Linked DNA regions of Homo sapiens: regions 1 and 3 are each linked to region 2. The links are chromatin contacts, found by Hi-C or POLR2A ChIA-PET in ENCODE. All regions are on one chromosome and are shown on one strand. The core of a region is the stretch at or near the end of the contact, and the rest is flanking DNA. Distances in the headings are between cores, read along the strand shown. Region 1 has its middle 120 kb from the start of LINC01624. Region 2 has its middle 190 kb from the start of LINC00242. Region 3 has its middle 34 kb from the start of LINC00242.

Region 1 (4,603 bases), core at 858-3,357, 160 kb before region 2:
CGGCAGGGCTGGAGAAGACCCTCCTGGAAGGAACAGGAGGCGAGTGCAGCACCAGGTGCAATGACCCGTCTTATCCATCACTACCTGGCCTGCAGGCCTGGGCTGGGAGGAGGGAGAGCAGGCAGGCCTGGGCTGGGAGGAGGGAGAGCACACAGGCCTGGGCTGGGAGGAGGGAGAGGGGTGTGCAGCTTTGCCTGCTGGCTTCCATGTCTGCAGTGAGCCCAAGGGCCAGGATGGTGTGGGGGAGACGCCCCCTCCAGCCAGTACCCCTGGGGCCCTGGCCCCTACTGGCTTGTCTAGTGGGAAAGGACCTTCCCATGCACCCTGACTGGGCTTGTCAGTCCCCCTTTGTGCCTCCTGCAGATGGAGATGAGGGTGCAGTCGAAGCGCCCGGTGCCTGTGAGTGAGGACCCTCCCGAGCCCCTCGCTCTCCTCCGGGGACACAGGGCACCTCTGACTGCAGGCGCAGGGAGGAAGGTTGCTGTGGTCCTGGCGGCCCCTGCCGGTTTCCCAGCCTTGCTCTTTCCGCGGTTGCTTGTGGATTGGAGTCAACCTGGGCGCCCACCTACTGGAGTCCACTGGGGTGGGCGTGGGTGGAGGGGGCCTTCTGCAGAGCTAGTGGGGTGTTGTGGGGGCCGGTGTGCGGGTGCTCGGTGCAGGCCACCATGTGACAGGCGTGTCCGGCTCATGCAGGTGGGACTGGGGGAGTCATGGTTGTGAGGTAGCGATCGCCTCAAAGGCCTGACTTTCTGGGAATGGTATTTTTTTGTCAGATGTGAGCCTCTTACTAACAGCACATGCCTCCTTCCCCCTCCCCCACAGCCCCCATTGCCACAAACGAGGTGATAGAGGGCAGTCTTCAGCTTGGGGTTCACTGGGAGGCTCCCCCTCTGCGTGGAGATGGCTCGCTCTGGAAGTTCTGCAGGAGTGGGCTGGCCGCCAAACTCTCAGCACCTGCCGGCAGGGCTGCTGACTCATGCTGTAATGGGGACATTGATGTGTGAGGAATTTATGCAGCCGGGCGGCAGCCCTTCACTTTTCTAACAGTGAAGCACTTCACAGAGAAAACACAACGGGATCAAATCACAATTAGAGTCAGTCCCAGCTCCTGCAGGGCAGCCGCAGCCTGGCGGGCGGGCGAGCACAGGGCCTCCAGCCAGCCGGTGGGGGGGAGGTTGGGAGGGCAGGGCCAGAGCTCACCCCATAACCTGGCTTACTGGGGTGCAGGGAACAGCACGGGCAGCCTTGGGCCGAACAACCACCCCACGTTTGATCTGGCAGAGGAACGTCCCTCTTGGTACGGCTCGTCCTGAGCACCTGCGACTGGTTGCACGGTGTTGCTTCAGCTCAGGGCGCCCTGGAATCAGCTGCACCGTGTCCACCTCACAGCAGTCCCCAGCTCCAGATCCTCCAGGCAGGGACCTGGGACGGTGTGGGGCGGGGCTGAGGCTCTCTGGCAGTCTGAGGCGCTGGCCGGGGCCTCACCCGATGGCCCTCCCGCTCCAGCCTCCAGATGCCTGCCTGGCCTTAGAGAACAAAGGTAATTTGTAAAGAGATCAATAGGAAATGCTGATCAGACAGTCACAATGCGCCTTTGCCTGAGGACTTGAATTCCCGCTTCAAGAATCTGTGGCTTCCGCTGCTCAATGCTGGGGACAGACGTCAGGGGACTGTGGACGTCATCGGCCGAGTGACTATTTCCTTATGACCAGCCTCTCTCCGAGCTGATTTTCCTGTTCTGTGCTCTCTCAGCCAAGCTGTTTGAGGTTTGGCTCAGGAAACTAGGCCAACAATGGAATTCAAAGACAATCCCACCAAAGAGAAAACCAGCAGGGTGGGCGACGCCTGGGCTCCAAGAACCGGTGGGGAGCTCCATTTCCCTCAGATGGAGCGTTTCCTAACCCCGGGGCAACTTTCCCGAAACATGGCAGGCTTGCCTGACCCAAATAGCCCCTCATTCTTGGCTGCACTTGTGACCACCGGGCCGAGCTCCTCGGAGGCGTGGACAAAGGAGGCCTTGGCGAGAACAGGGTTCGGTGGCCAGTGGGTGGAGAAGTCGGTGCTGGCTGCGCCGTGGAGCCCGTGGATCAACATTTGCTGAGGACCTCAGTGCGGAAAGTCGTGGTCGCACTTCCTTCCGGGTCTGCTGAGCTGCCACTCACGGCGGGAGAGTTGGGACGTCCTGGAATTCTGGAAAGCCTCCTGCTCTGAAGGAGTTCAAGGTTTTCCTGTCCGGTCTGACATCCCCAGACGTTTGCCCTGCTAGGGCTGGAGAAAGGTGTCCAGGCATTGAAGGAACAATTTGAGGGACAATCTGGCTTTTTTTTTTTTAACAGTTCTTTTCTAAACACCTCAGAATGAATGAAACAAAGTCCTATTTATCACTAGAGATGAAGACACATCCCTGATTTACGTTGCCACGTGGGGAGAAGTGCTTTGTTTCTACTCAGCAGAAGGAGACAGGGGCAGGCGGGAGGAGCTGTCTCAGGAACACCAGCCTGGGTTTCCCACCCTCCCTGCTGTGGCTCTCAGCTGATCCGAGGCTGGCCCAGGAGAGGAGGGAAGCATGCCTGAGACTGCTCTGTCTTTCTGCTCCAGCAACAGAGAGCCAAAGAAAAGACACGAGGCCCAAAGTATCACCTTCTAAATCACCTCCCTCAGCTACTCCCCCAGGATTTCCAAATACCCAGGTTCCCCTCGGGAGCTGCCTGGAGCTGCCTCTGCCGCCCGCTCCTCTAGGCGTCCATGATGAGCCCAGGGCTTCCCCCTCAGGAACCAAACCGAACTGACTGTCTTGGTTTTCTCCTTGTTCTCCACGAATCCTCTGCACATTTTAACCTTCCAGGCAGCAGCTATGAATCCGTTCCCAGAGCCAGGCTAGACAATACAACACCCATTTCCCAGCTGCTTGCAGCTCTTGCATTAGCTGGGAAGCAGATTTACCTTAAGGGAATTTACCACCCTTAGAATTTTTTTTTTTTAGAAAAATATACATTTTTTCTTTCCTTTTAAAAAAGCCTTCAGGCTCTTGCTAACTTCACAACTGGAGCCCTATCAGAAAAAGGCAAGTTGTCAAATGGCAAATATGAAGTCCATGTTGTTGAATTGTGAGCGCCGGGGGAGAATAGAGGGGGCTGTGGAGCTGTCTCGGGGTCAGAGCCCTGCGGAGACGCCAGGGCTGGGCGGGCCTGAGACCTCCGCCTGCAGTCAGCAAGGCCCCCTTGGCTGATGGACCTGAGAATTTCTGTGTTACTTCTTTTTATTTCTGCATGCTTCACGTCACACAATTTTCGAAAAGTGGCAATAGAACCAAATGATAAAAGCAATTCTAGGATAGAGCGTCTTGCTTTCATATGAACAGCATTCCATCTAAGACGGTTCAACACTTCCTAATTCCTGTCCACCATCTTCAGGGTTCCTTGGAGTGGTGGCCCCCTGGTGACCAGCTGGCACAGTGATTTGATCATGTCCTCACAGCTCCTGTGTTGGAAATTTAATCCCCAAAGCAACGGTGTTGGGAGGTGGAACCTTGAGTAGGTTCTGAGGCAGCAGTGCCCAGCAGTGCCCGCCCCAGGTGCCCCGTCATGATCCCTGGGTCCCCAGCCCCACCTGCCCATCTCTCTCCAGCTCCGGCTTCACTGTGTACTGGGGATTATGGAGATGATGTCACGGAACTTTCTGGGATTCTCCCGTGAATTGCCAGAGGCAGCACCTGGATCACTGTGTACACTGATGGCAGAGTTTGCAGCTCCTCCAGCAGCTGCTGCCCAGGCCGCCCTCCACCCACACTCACCCACATGAGGGGCCTGAGGACTCAGGGAGGGATTCCTCCTCCCCAGAAGCCACTGGGAAGTGAGTGAGGCTCTGTCTGCATTGCAGGTAGTGGAGGGGCGGCTGGCAGCAGGCTTGTTGGCAGGAGGTGAGCCTCTGTCTACACTGTAGGCAGTGGAGGGGTGGCAGGCAGCAGGCTTGTTGGGGAGGGTGAAGATCTGTCTACACTGCGGGCAGTGCAGGGGCGGCAGGCAGCAGGCTTGTTGGCGGGGGATGAGCCTCTGTCTACACTGTAGGCAGTGGAGGGATGGCAGGCAGCAGGCTTGTGGGGGGGGTGAGCCTCTGTCTACACTGCAGGCAGTGGAGGGGCAGCAGGCAGCAGGCTGGTGGGGTAGGTAAGTCCCTGTCTACACTGCAGGCAGTGGAGGGGCAGCAGGTAGCAGGCTTGGCGGTGAATGAGCCTCTGTCTACACTGCAGGCAGTGGAGGGACAGCAGGCAGCAGACTTTTTGGGAGGGGTGAAGCTCTATCTACACAGCAGTCACTGGAGGGGTGGTGGGCAGCTGGCTTGTCAGGTAGGTGAGGCTCTGTCTACACAGAAGGCTTGTGGTGGGGGGTGAGGCTCTGTCTACACTGCAGGCAGTGGAGGGGTGGCAGGCAGCAGGCTTGCTGGGGAGGGTGAAGCTCTGTCTACACTGTAGGCAGTGGAGGGGCAGCAGGCAGCAGGCTGGTGGGGTAGGTAAGTCCCTGTCTACCTGCAGGCAGTGGAGGGGCAGCAGGCAGCAGGCTGGTGGGGTAGGTAAGTCCCTGTCTACACTGCAGGCAGTGGAGGG
Region 2 (4,496 bases), core at 1,473-3,972:
GGGGCTGCAGACAAGACTGGCAGGGATGGCCTAGAGGCAGGGCGGCCTCAGACCAGCCCCACTCTCTGCAGCTCAGAAGGAGCAGAGGCCTCTCCCACACCACCCGGCACACCCGGAACCCCTGGGGCAGAGGGCCCACCTGCTTGGCCCATGGCCCGCCTGGCCGGGTGCTGGAGGGAGCCGCTGTCCTTCACCTTGGCCTCTGCATCTCTTCCACAGGGAGAGGCCATCAGGATAGCAAATCACCAGAGGGAAAGTAGGTCATTTCTGCTTCCTCACCCTGGCTGGGGCCTGGCAGAGAAAACACCCTGAGCGGCCTCTGTAGAGGGGGGCCTGTCCCGCGGCTCTGCCGGCCATGCCTGTGGGGCTGCCCCCGAGATCTGGGACAGGCACCTCAGTCTGGGACAGGAAGCCACCCGCCCGCTGCAGGCACCGCAGAAGGCTTTCCTCGTACTTCCTGTCCTGGACGGGCTGCGGGGAGGAGGCTAAGGGTGTACGTCTCACTGGGAAGCTCAACTCTATGCCCTTTGTATCTGAGGATGTCTTTACTTAGGGTGATAAATTATGCATTCAGCATTCTGCGTGAATTCACAGAGCTCATTCCCCCATCCTTCCTGCATTTCCCAGATCCCTGGTGACTTGGGCCTGATCAGTGTTCTGAGAGGCGTGTGGGGCACAGAGGAAGGGTGGGGTGGTACCTCAGAAACCTGCAGAAACTGGAACACTGGATTAGCCTGGGTTCTCCAGAGAAACAGAACGAAGTGGACATATACATAGACAATAAGGAGCTGGTTCACTGAGTCATGGAGGCAAAGTCCAAGATATGCCAGTGGCAACCCAGAGAGCTGCCGGCGTCAGTTCTCATCCCAGTTCTGTCTCTCAACCCTTTTGTCGTATTCAGGTCATCAACTGTTCAGACGAGGCCCACCACACCTTCCTCACGCTCAGGTTCAAACATCAGTCTCCCCCAGCAACACCCTCACAGACACACCAAGGCCCACACCTTTCTCATGCTCAGGTTCAAATGTCAGTCTCCCGCAACAACACCCTCACAGACACACTGGAATAATGCTTGACCAAGTATCTGGGCACCTCTTGGCCCGGTCAAGTTGACACAAAAATTTCACCCCCCTAAACACCACAGCAAGGAGTATGGGCTTTCCCTGGATCCTTCTTTCCTCACACTTGGAGAATCAGCTCATTGAGCTCCATAGAAAACTCTATTGGGACTTTGATTTGAATTGGGCTGAGTCTATAGATTCAAACTGGCTAAAATTGTCATTTCCTATCTATGAACATGATATATCTCTCCATTAATTTACACCATATAGGTGAGTATCTTTTACTCCTTGAAATAGGAAAGCTTATCTTAAAGAAAGCTAAATATAGAATGTTGGTAATTTGACCATATTTAAATTATAAACTTTTCTTCATCAAAAAACATCTTAAAAATTTCAGACTGGGAGATTTTGGAATACACGCAACTAAAAATGATAGATACCAAAGATCTTTTTTACAGACCTCTTCTGCAACGGAGTCCTTTCTTCTTGCTGCTGCAACAAATTTCCATGAATTTAGTGGCTTTAAAGAACACAAATTTATTTCCTTCCAGTTCTCAAGGTCAGAAATCCCGCCCAAGTCTTTGTGAGCGAAAATCCAGAAGTGGGCAGGGCTGGTTCCTTCTGGAGGCTCCTGGGAGAAACCCTCTCTGTGCTCTACCCCAGCCTCTGTCTGGTCTGTGCCTGGCCTTCTGGCCAGCCCGACCCTCCACCTCCCTCTTTTCCTTTTTATGGATGCCCGTGAGGACATCAGGCCCCCTGAATCATGTGGCAACACCTCCCTGCTCAGTGTCCTCGATTTAATGGCATTTGCACGGCCCCTCTTGCCACACAGGTGACACATTTCAGGTTCTGAGAATGGGCGTGGGCACCTTGTGGGCCGCTGTCCTGCAGACCTCACACCCACGAGGACCCTGAACAGCCCTGCAGGGTGATTGCAGAGGACACAGAAGGTGTTTCACAAATGAACTGGGCACCCACATGCGCTGCTCAGCCTGAGGCCCCATCCGACACCCATGGGACCTGCAGGAACAGAAAGTCTGGGTGTCCTGGTGTCAGGAGGGATGTGGGGCCATTTGCCTCCAAACCTTGAGGTCCGCGGTAGACTGGGCAGCCGCACTGGAAAGGACTTGGCACTCCTGCCTGGAGGGGGGCCAACCCTCACCCCTAACCCTGCGACTGCACCCGAAATCCCAGGGAAAGCGGGCAGGGCTACGTGGGCTGTGGAGGAGGCTCTGAGGCGGCTCTGAGTGGAGAGGGCCGCGCAGACTCAGGCACGATCCCCAGGCAGGGCCAATGCCTGGGTGGACCAGGAGTCATAGATGGGTGGACTTCAGGGGCTCAGCCTCCGTCCAGAGTAGCAAGTCCCAGGAGATTGCAGGCAACTGCCATCTCACACAATGGCAAATGGCTATAAAGAGAGTTAAATAGAATGTGAGAGCTAAAACCATATAAAAGGGAAAGTGAGGAAATAAAAGAGGCCAACATCTTGGCGGCGCTGCAGCTCCTGAGGTCGCCCGGTGCTTCCCGTGCCCTCGGAGCGCCTCCCACTGTGTGGGCTGAGATCGTCAGAGGTGCAGTTGTATGATGAAGAAAACACTCAGTGAGAATGCCGCTGTTACCCAGTGGCACTCTCAGTCGATGTGAGCAGAAAGCACACTGGTCCACAGACCTCTCTGGCGTTAACAAGAGGTCACTACACTCGGCTCCACTTCAAGTCACTGCCACAATCCACATAAACGGGAAGCTCCAAGGGGTAACCAGCGTGCAAGACGGGAGCCCATCACGTGAAGGGGCCTCATCCTTTATTTCCTGTAAAGCACACTCAGAAACCGACAATGCAAATCATCTTCCTGACAGGCCACACATGACATACAGACACGTGTTTATATTTTAAGGTAAGAAATGATCATTTTTACTTTATTCTAATAAGAGCTTCAGTTTTCCTTTAAATCATGCAGATAGCAAACTATTCAAAGCAGAGGGTGATAGGGGATTTCCGCTCCATCCAATCGTCCGTTTACTTCGATCTGGTTGACTGTGGGGTCTCATACTTGTGTGTGTTGTGTGTGTATGTGTGTGCATGTGAGTTTTATTGTGTGTACCTGTGTGTATGCATGTGTGTTGTGTATGCCCGTGTGTAATGTATATGCATATGCGTGTGTGCTCATGAGTGTTGTGTGTTGTGTACGTGTGTACATATGAGTGTGTTGTGTGTGCCTGTGTGTAATGTATATGCATATGTGTGTTTGCATTCTTGTGTGTGTTGTATGTGTGTAATGTATATGCACGTATGTGCTTGTGTGTGTCATGTGTGTGTGTATGTGTGTGTATGAGTTTTATTGTGTGTGCCTGTGTGTACTGTATAGGCATATGTGTGTATGTGAGGCTTGTGAGTGTGTATTATTGGAACACATGCATGTGTGTGAACATACAGGGGTGCATTTTGTGGACCGGGGACCACTGCGTGCAGAGCATTTCTGGGTGCTGAGGCATAGCACCAGAGGTCAGGGCCTGAGACCAGACACCCACAGAGGGGCCGACGGGCTGGCTGGCCTGAGCAGGTGCCAGGGGCCTGGTTTGGGGCTGGCCTGTTGGAGGTTAGAACCCAGCAGTAGCAGCTGAGGAAAGGGCGGGGAGACATCGGCTATTTGTGGCACTTCGCGTGGGGAGACAGAGTGCAGCCTGCTGGCCCTCGACACCATGAGAAAGGAACCACTCCGCACCTGCAGGTCCTGTGGAGGCTGCAGAGGTCCACGGGGCAGGTCCTTCTCTCAATTCATGTGTAATTTAAATGTGCCGCAGACACACACAAGGGTGGCCACAGGTCTGTGCGGATCAGAGAGGATGGGCTGCAGCACCAGCTGAGGACACGGCCAGGCCAGGAGGGCCGCGCACAGCCTGCCAGATCCAGGAACCTCTGGGTTAGCATCTCCAGACCAGCCTGGTGCTGGCTCCTTTGCTGACATGCACGTCCCAGCCCCACAGGGCTCATCCCGCCCAGCCAGGAGGTGGCCCGATGTGAACCCAAGAGTGTGATGGTGCCCGGCTGAGGGGGCCGTGGGAGGGGGAGGCCACTGGGTTGTGGGGAGGCTGAGCCTGGGGGAGCAGGACGGAGGCTGGCACCGGGTCGATCTTCAGGTGAGGAAGCCCTGGTCACAGGTCCAGTGCAAATCGGGGACCAGGGAGGCTGAGGCCATGAAGGAGGTGCCCGGTGTGCACATGGGAATGAATGAGGGAAGCTGTGCCAGGCATCGGTGCCAGTCAAACACTTGTTTTTCAGTGTAAATGTTCACAGAATTATGACGATGTGGTCTTGGAAGAGCAGGTCCCCCCGGACCCACCCTGTCGCTGGACATCACGGCCACTGTCCCCTCGGACCCACCCTGTCGCTGGACATGGCGGCCACTGTCCCTCCGGACCCATCCTGTCGCTGGA
Region 3 (4,597 bases), core at 1,768-4,267, 160 kb after region 2:
ATTGATTTTCTTTCTTGTTTTTCTGTTTCCAATTTTCATACAGTTCAAATTTTTTTCTAATTTCTTTGAAATGTAAAATTGACCTATGCATTATCTAAGTGTGTCATTTAGCCTTCAAGTAGCTGGAAGTTTCCCCAATATCTTTTTGTTATTAATTTCTAGCTTAGCTTTATTGTGGTCAAAAGCATGCTTTGCATGATTTCAGATCTTATAAAATTGTTAGAGCTTTCAATGACCCATGGCATGATTTACCCTAGTGAACATTTCACGTGCCCCTGAGAACGTGTGTGCTGCTATTGCTCGGCAGCGTGTTCTGCACATGTCAAGTGAGTCCAGGTGGTTGGTGATGCTGTTCAGTTCTTTATCCTCCTTCTAGAAGATTTTCTGTTCTATTCTAACCATGACTGATAAAGGAGTGTTGAAGACTCCAACTACCAACTACAGTTATTAATCCATCATTTCTCCTCTCGGTCCCACCAGTTTATGTTTCGTATATTTTGAAGTTCTTCTGTCACGTGCATACTCAGGACGGCAACGTCTGCTTGTGGACCTGACCTCTCACCATCATGCAGTGCCCTTCCTCATCAACCACAATCTTCCTGGCTCTGATGTCTATCTCGTCTCTGCAGCCACCGAAGCTTTTTTATTATCATTAATGTTTATGTGGTGCATCTTTTCATCCCCCTACATCATTATATTTAAAGTAGGCTTCCTGGAGACAGCACAGTTTGGTCTTTTTAAAATATCCAATCTGATCATCTGGTTTTTGATTGATATGCTTAAGCTACTTATATTTAATTTAGTTACTGGGGTGTTTGGATTTAAGTATGTCATTTCATGATTTGTTTTCTGATTGTGTCTTACATTTTTTTAATCAATTTCCCCTTTTATATCTCCATTTGGATTCTTAGAATAGTTTTAATATTCCATGTTAAGGGTCTATTGGGGTCTGGTTTATATCTCTTTGCACAGCTGTGTGGGTGTGTGGTTCACGTACGAATTACAATTTACACAATTAACTTTTCACAGTCTACTGAGGATAACATTTTGCTGTTTCATGTGGACTACAGAAGCCACTTCCACAGCGGCCTCCATGCCCTCCGCTGGCCCCGTGCCCTCCCCTCTGTGTGGACCTCTGCGTTAGCTGAAAAGACCAGTGTTATGGATGCTGCCTTCATTCCTCATACACACCGAGAAAAAGGCCTATTTTATTCACCCAGACATTTATCATTTCTGTCACTTTCCCTTCATTCCTGAAGTTCCAGATTATCCTTACTGTTTCTCTCTGCTTGAAGTTTCTGTGGCGCTTCTTTTATCACAGGTAAATTGGAAATAAATTCTTAGTTTGTCTTCATCTGAGACTGTCTGTATTTCACATTCATTGCTGAAAGACACTTTTGCTGGATATAAGGTTCAAGGTGCGTAGCTCTTTTCCTCCATGCTCTGGGCCTGCTGTGCCACTTTGAGGACTCCAGGGCTCCTCCTGAAGGTGAATCCACGCTCCTTTGGATTTTTGCTCCCTGTGCGTCACGTGCTGATTCCTCTGGCTGACTTTAAGATTTCTTCGTGTTTGGTTTTCAGCTGTTTTATTATGCTGTGTCTGGGTGAGGGACTTCTTTAAGTTTATCATCTTTGGGTGGCAGAATAAATTTCATAAGCAGCCTACTCATACTCTCTCAGATGAGTCATCACAATGTCTAATTGGCTAAAGGAAACTCTAGAGTCTTGAAGGAGTTACTATTTTCCCCCAAAATTAACTTAGAAGATCGAGAGTAATAAACCATTCTTACACATATATAGGTGCACTAGAAATAAAAAGAAAAAAAGAAATGTTTCTCTCTATTATTTTCGAGTAGGAAAAAAATGACAGCCTACATTTTAAGTCTGGGCCTTACATATTATTTCTGTGTACGGTGAAAGTGGAGGAAAAGGCCTTCTGTGTGATAATTACGGACAAGGTGCTTCTGGGGGGCTCACAGAACACAACAGTTAACAAGCGGGTGTCTTCACCAATCGTCATTACAGCTAATGTAGGCTGAGCAGTTCTTACACGGCAGGTGCTACACCCACCTCTTTACATGCACCCTCTCGTGTTATCCTTGGAACAACCTTGTGACCTTAAACATTATTAACCCCAATTTGCAGGTGAAATTGAGGCATAAGTAACTTTCCCAAGAACATACAACCAACAGATCCAAGAAGTCCATGTTCTTAAATCCCGACATGAACTCCTGTCACATCCTGAGAAGGCACTCATGCTGAGCAAGTTAAAGGAATCATCTCACCCTACCCACACATTAGCCAGGGGGGCCATTTCCTGTTTCATTTCCTATCAGTGTGTGTCTGTTCTTATTTGGAAAAGTAAAGGAGGCTTGGCTTAAACCAATCTATCCTTGAAGCCACATTTTAGAAGGGTAAATATTGCTTCTCATGTCACATGTTTGATCATGCTTCTAAACTAGCTGGGCAACCAGAGGCGCTGCCTCGGATCTGTGCTGCTCAAGGACACAGCTCTCCCTGTGGCTCTGGGTTCTGTCCCAATTCTCTCCCTCTGCTGCTCTTAAAAAGCCCTTATCCATTAGAGACACAGTAGTTACATAAAATTATATCTTTTGGGATGGCCAGAAAATACTCCAATCCAAAGAGAAAGAGAGATAGAGAGTGGGGACAGGCAGAAACTGATTAAACAAGTTGAGTCGTGAGTCAATAATTATTAGTCATAAGCCACTTAATTATTAATCAGGTGGTACTTGGTACATGGGAGTTCATTACACAGTCCTTTCTACATTTGTATGTACTCTTTAAACATCAAAATAAAAAGTTAAATTTTAAAACACAAATAGAAAACTAGTGTGTGTATAGATGTGTGTATCCATGTATATACCTGTGTGTATAAATCTGGTTTCTGCACTTACTGTTCTACTGAAATGAGTGGCTCTACGACGGCCCCGAATTTCCGAATCCTTGGGTCTGTTTTTAGACTTCTTCGCAACCAGTCGGCGGTGGACTCTGCTGATCTCTTCATTTATATGAACTGGCAACTCGCTGCCCTCTCACAGCTTTTGCGAGCTCCTTAATTTCTGCCGTGTTCTTGGTTTATTTGGAGTCAGGTTTCCTCTCCCCCATTTCTCACACGTTTTCCCTGAAGATGCTCTTCCGCTCACACGGCATCTACTGTTACCAAGTCTGAGGGAATTCCTGTTCTAAATCCCTTTTCAAAGCAGCAAATTGTGCTCTGAGGCAGCTCCTGTCCCTGGAGCAAAGGCTCTGGTCACTAAGGAGCGTTCTCGCGCACGTGAACAGCGCCCCCTGCCGTGGTGTGGAGATATTGCGTCATGGAGACCCTCCCTGCGCAGCTGCCGGCAGGACCCGAGTCTGTCCCCTACCTGGGAGACCTCTTGGCAACCAGGCAGTTTGCGGGGGTTGCTTCCTTGGCCCTTTCCACTCATCGGTGTTGAAGGGTTAGAGCAAACCAGCCGCCCTCAGCCACCAGCTCCCAGCAGATGAAGTCAGGGGTGTGAGAAGACGCTTCCTCATCCTTCTGTGACTCGAGGTATCTCTGCCCTTTGGGAAGCAAGAAGAACAGCAGCCGTTTCTGCCAGTGTCCTCATACAGCTATGGCTTCAGCAAGCCACGCGTGGTCATCTGTCAGGGTCTGGGAAGAGAAAGAAGCCACGGAAGCTACCAGAACAGATAATTCCCATGAGGGACTTGATGTAGGGAATCCGTAGGTAGAAGGTCCTTAACTGGGGGCCAGAGAGGAAGCTGCTGCCTCCCCAAGCTTGGAGGAAGAAAAGGAAGAGACGGACTTGTTCTCATTTTGACTCTTGAAGAAGGGACACATGGCCTGAAGAGGAGGCCCCAGCTGCTGTGAGGGTCTCGGAGGGAAAATTGCAAATGGGGTTTGGGAGCCACTGTGCAAAGTGAGTGAGCAGCCTTGCAGCTGTGGAGCATTGCAGGGATGCAGAGCCCGGCTGTGGCACTGAGAAGGCCGCAGGTGTCAGCGCCGGGCCCCTCCTCCTCCCGAGGGTGGGCAGGGCTGCGCTGCTGGAGGATGAACACCTGAGGGCTGGGCTGCTGCAGGATGCACTGCTCAGGTCACTCACTAGCGGGAGGGAGAATTTTAGGACTGACTAAAGTCTCCGGACACATCCTTGGCAAACACAGGGAAGATACGTGGTTAATGCTCCAGGCAGAATGCGCAAGCGTCCCAAATTCCTAGGCTGAAACCTCACCCACAAGGTGACAGTGTTAGGAGGTGGGGCCTTTGGGAGGTGATGAGGTTCGGAGGGTGGAGCCTCATGGTGGGATTAGTGCCCCTACAAAAGAGGCCCCAGGGAGCTGCCTTGTTCCTTCCGCCCCGTGGGGGCACAGCCAGAAGGCTCCATCTGTGAACCAGGAAGTCTGCCCAGACACCCAGACACTGGAGCAGGGATGTGGAAAATGCCAGGCATAGCCAGGTGATGGTGAGTGGCCCTCTGGGGGCCTGAGTCCAGGTGCCTAGGGGGTGGAGAAGGATCAGTCAAGGGAGCTGTGACCTAGGTGGGTGGCCAAGGCCTGTGATGCCACCAGGACTTAATGCTCTGGGCTGAGGATG

Evidence for each region. A loop is a pair of places that touch in the nucleus more often than their neighbours do. ChIA-PET counts read pairs that join two places held with the same protein, here RNA polymerase II (POLR2A). Pooled maps may share reads with other maps.
Region 1: a loop to region 2 is called in a map of thyroid gland, with 1.9 times the contacts of the local background. The contact joins two enhancer-like sites. A Hi-C loop is called at or near these places in 1 of 168 maps with a recorded cell type or tissue (thyroid gland) and 10 of 50 pooled maps. POLR2A ChIA-PET finds 5 or more read pairs at or near these places in 1 of 52 experiments (CD8-positive, alpha-beta T cell).
Region 3: a map of CD8-positive, alpha-beta T cell shows a loop between it and region 2 (1.8-fold over the local background). The contact joins two enhancer-like sites. A Hi-C loop is called at or near these places in 3 of 168 maps with a recorded cell type or tissue (CD8-positive, alpha-beta T cell, OCI-LY7 and endothelial cell of umbilical vein) and 10 of 50 pooled maps.

What each region holds. Positions count from the first base shown.
Region 1 is chr6:170,149,580-170,154,182 of GRCh38, reverse strand. It overlaps LOC101929614. Among named protein-coding and RNA genes, the nearest start is that of LINC01624, 120 kb to the left of the region's middle. RefSeq lists an enhancer at 743-1,646. Within about 2 kb of position 2,107, at least 21 of the 41 ENCODE cell types and tissues checked have a DNase peak (open chromatin) inside an H3K27ac peak, as active enhancers do.
Region 2 is chr6:169,988,542-169,993,037 of GRCh38, reverse strand. No RefSeq gene overlaps it. Among named protein-coding and RNA genes, the nearest start is that of LINC00242, 190 kb to the right of the region's middle. Within about 2 kb of position 2,722, at least 4 of the 41 ENCODE cell types and tissues checked have a DNase peak (open chromatin) inside an H3K27ac peak, as active enhancers do.
Region 3 is chr6:169,830,536-169,835,132 of GRCh38, reverse strand. No RefSeq gene overlaps it. Among named protein-coding and RNA genes, the nearest start is that of LINC00242, 34 kb to the right of the region's middle. Within about 2 kb of position 3,017, at least 3 of the 41 ENCODE cell types and tissues checked have a DNase peak (open chromatin) inside an H3K27ac peak, as active enhancers do.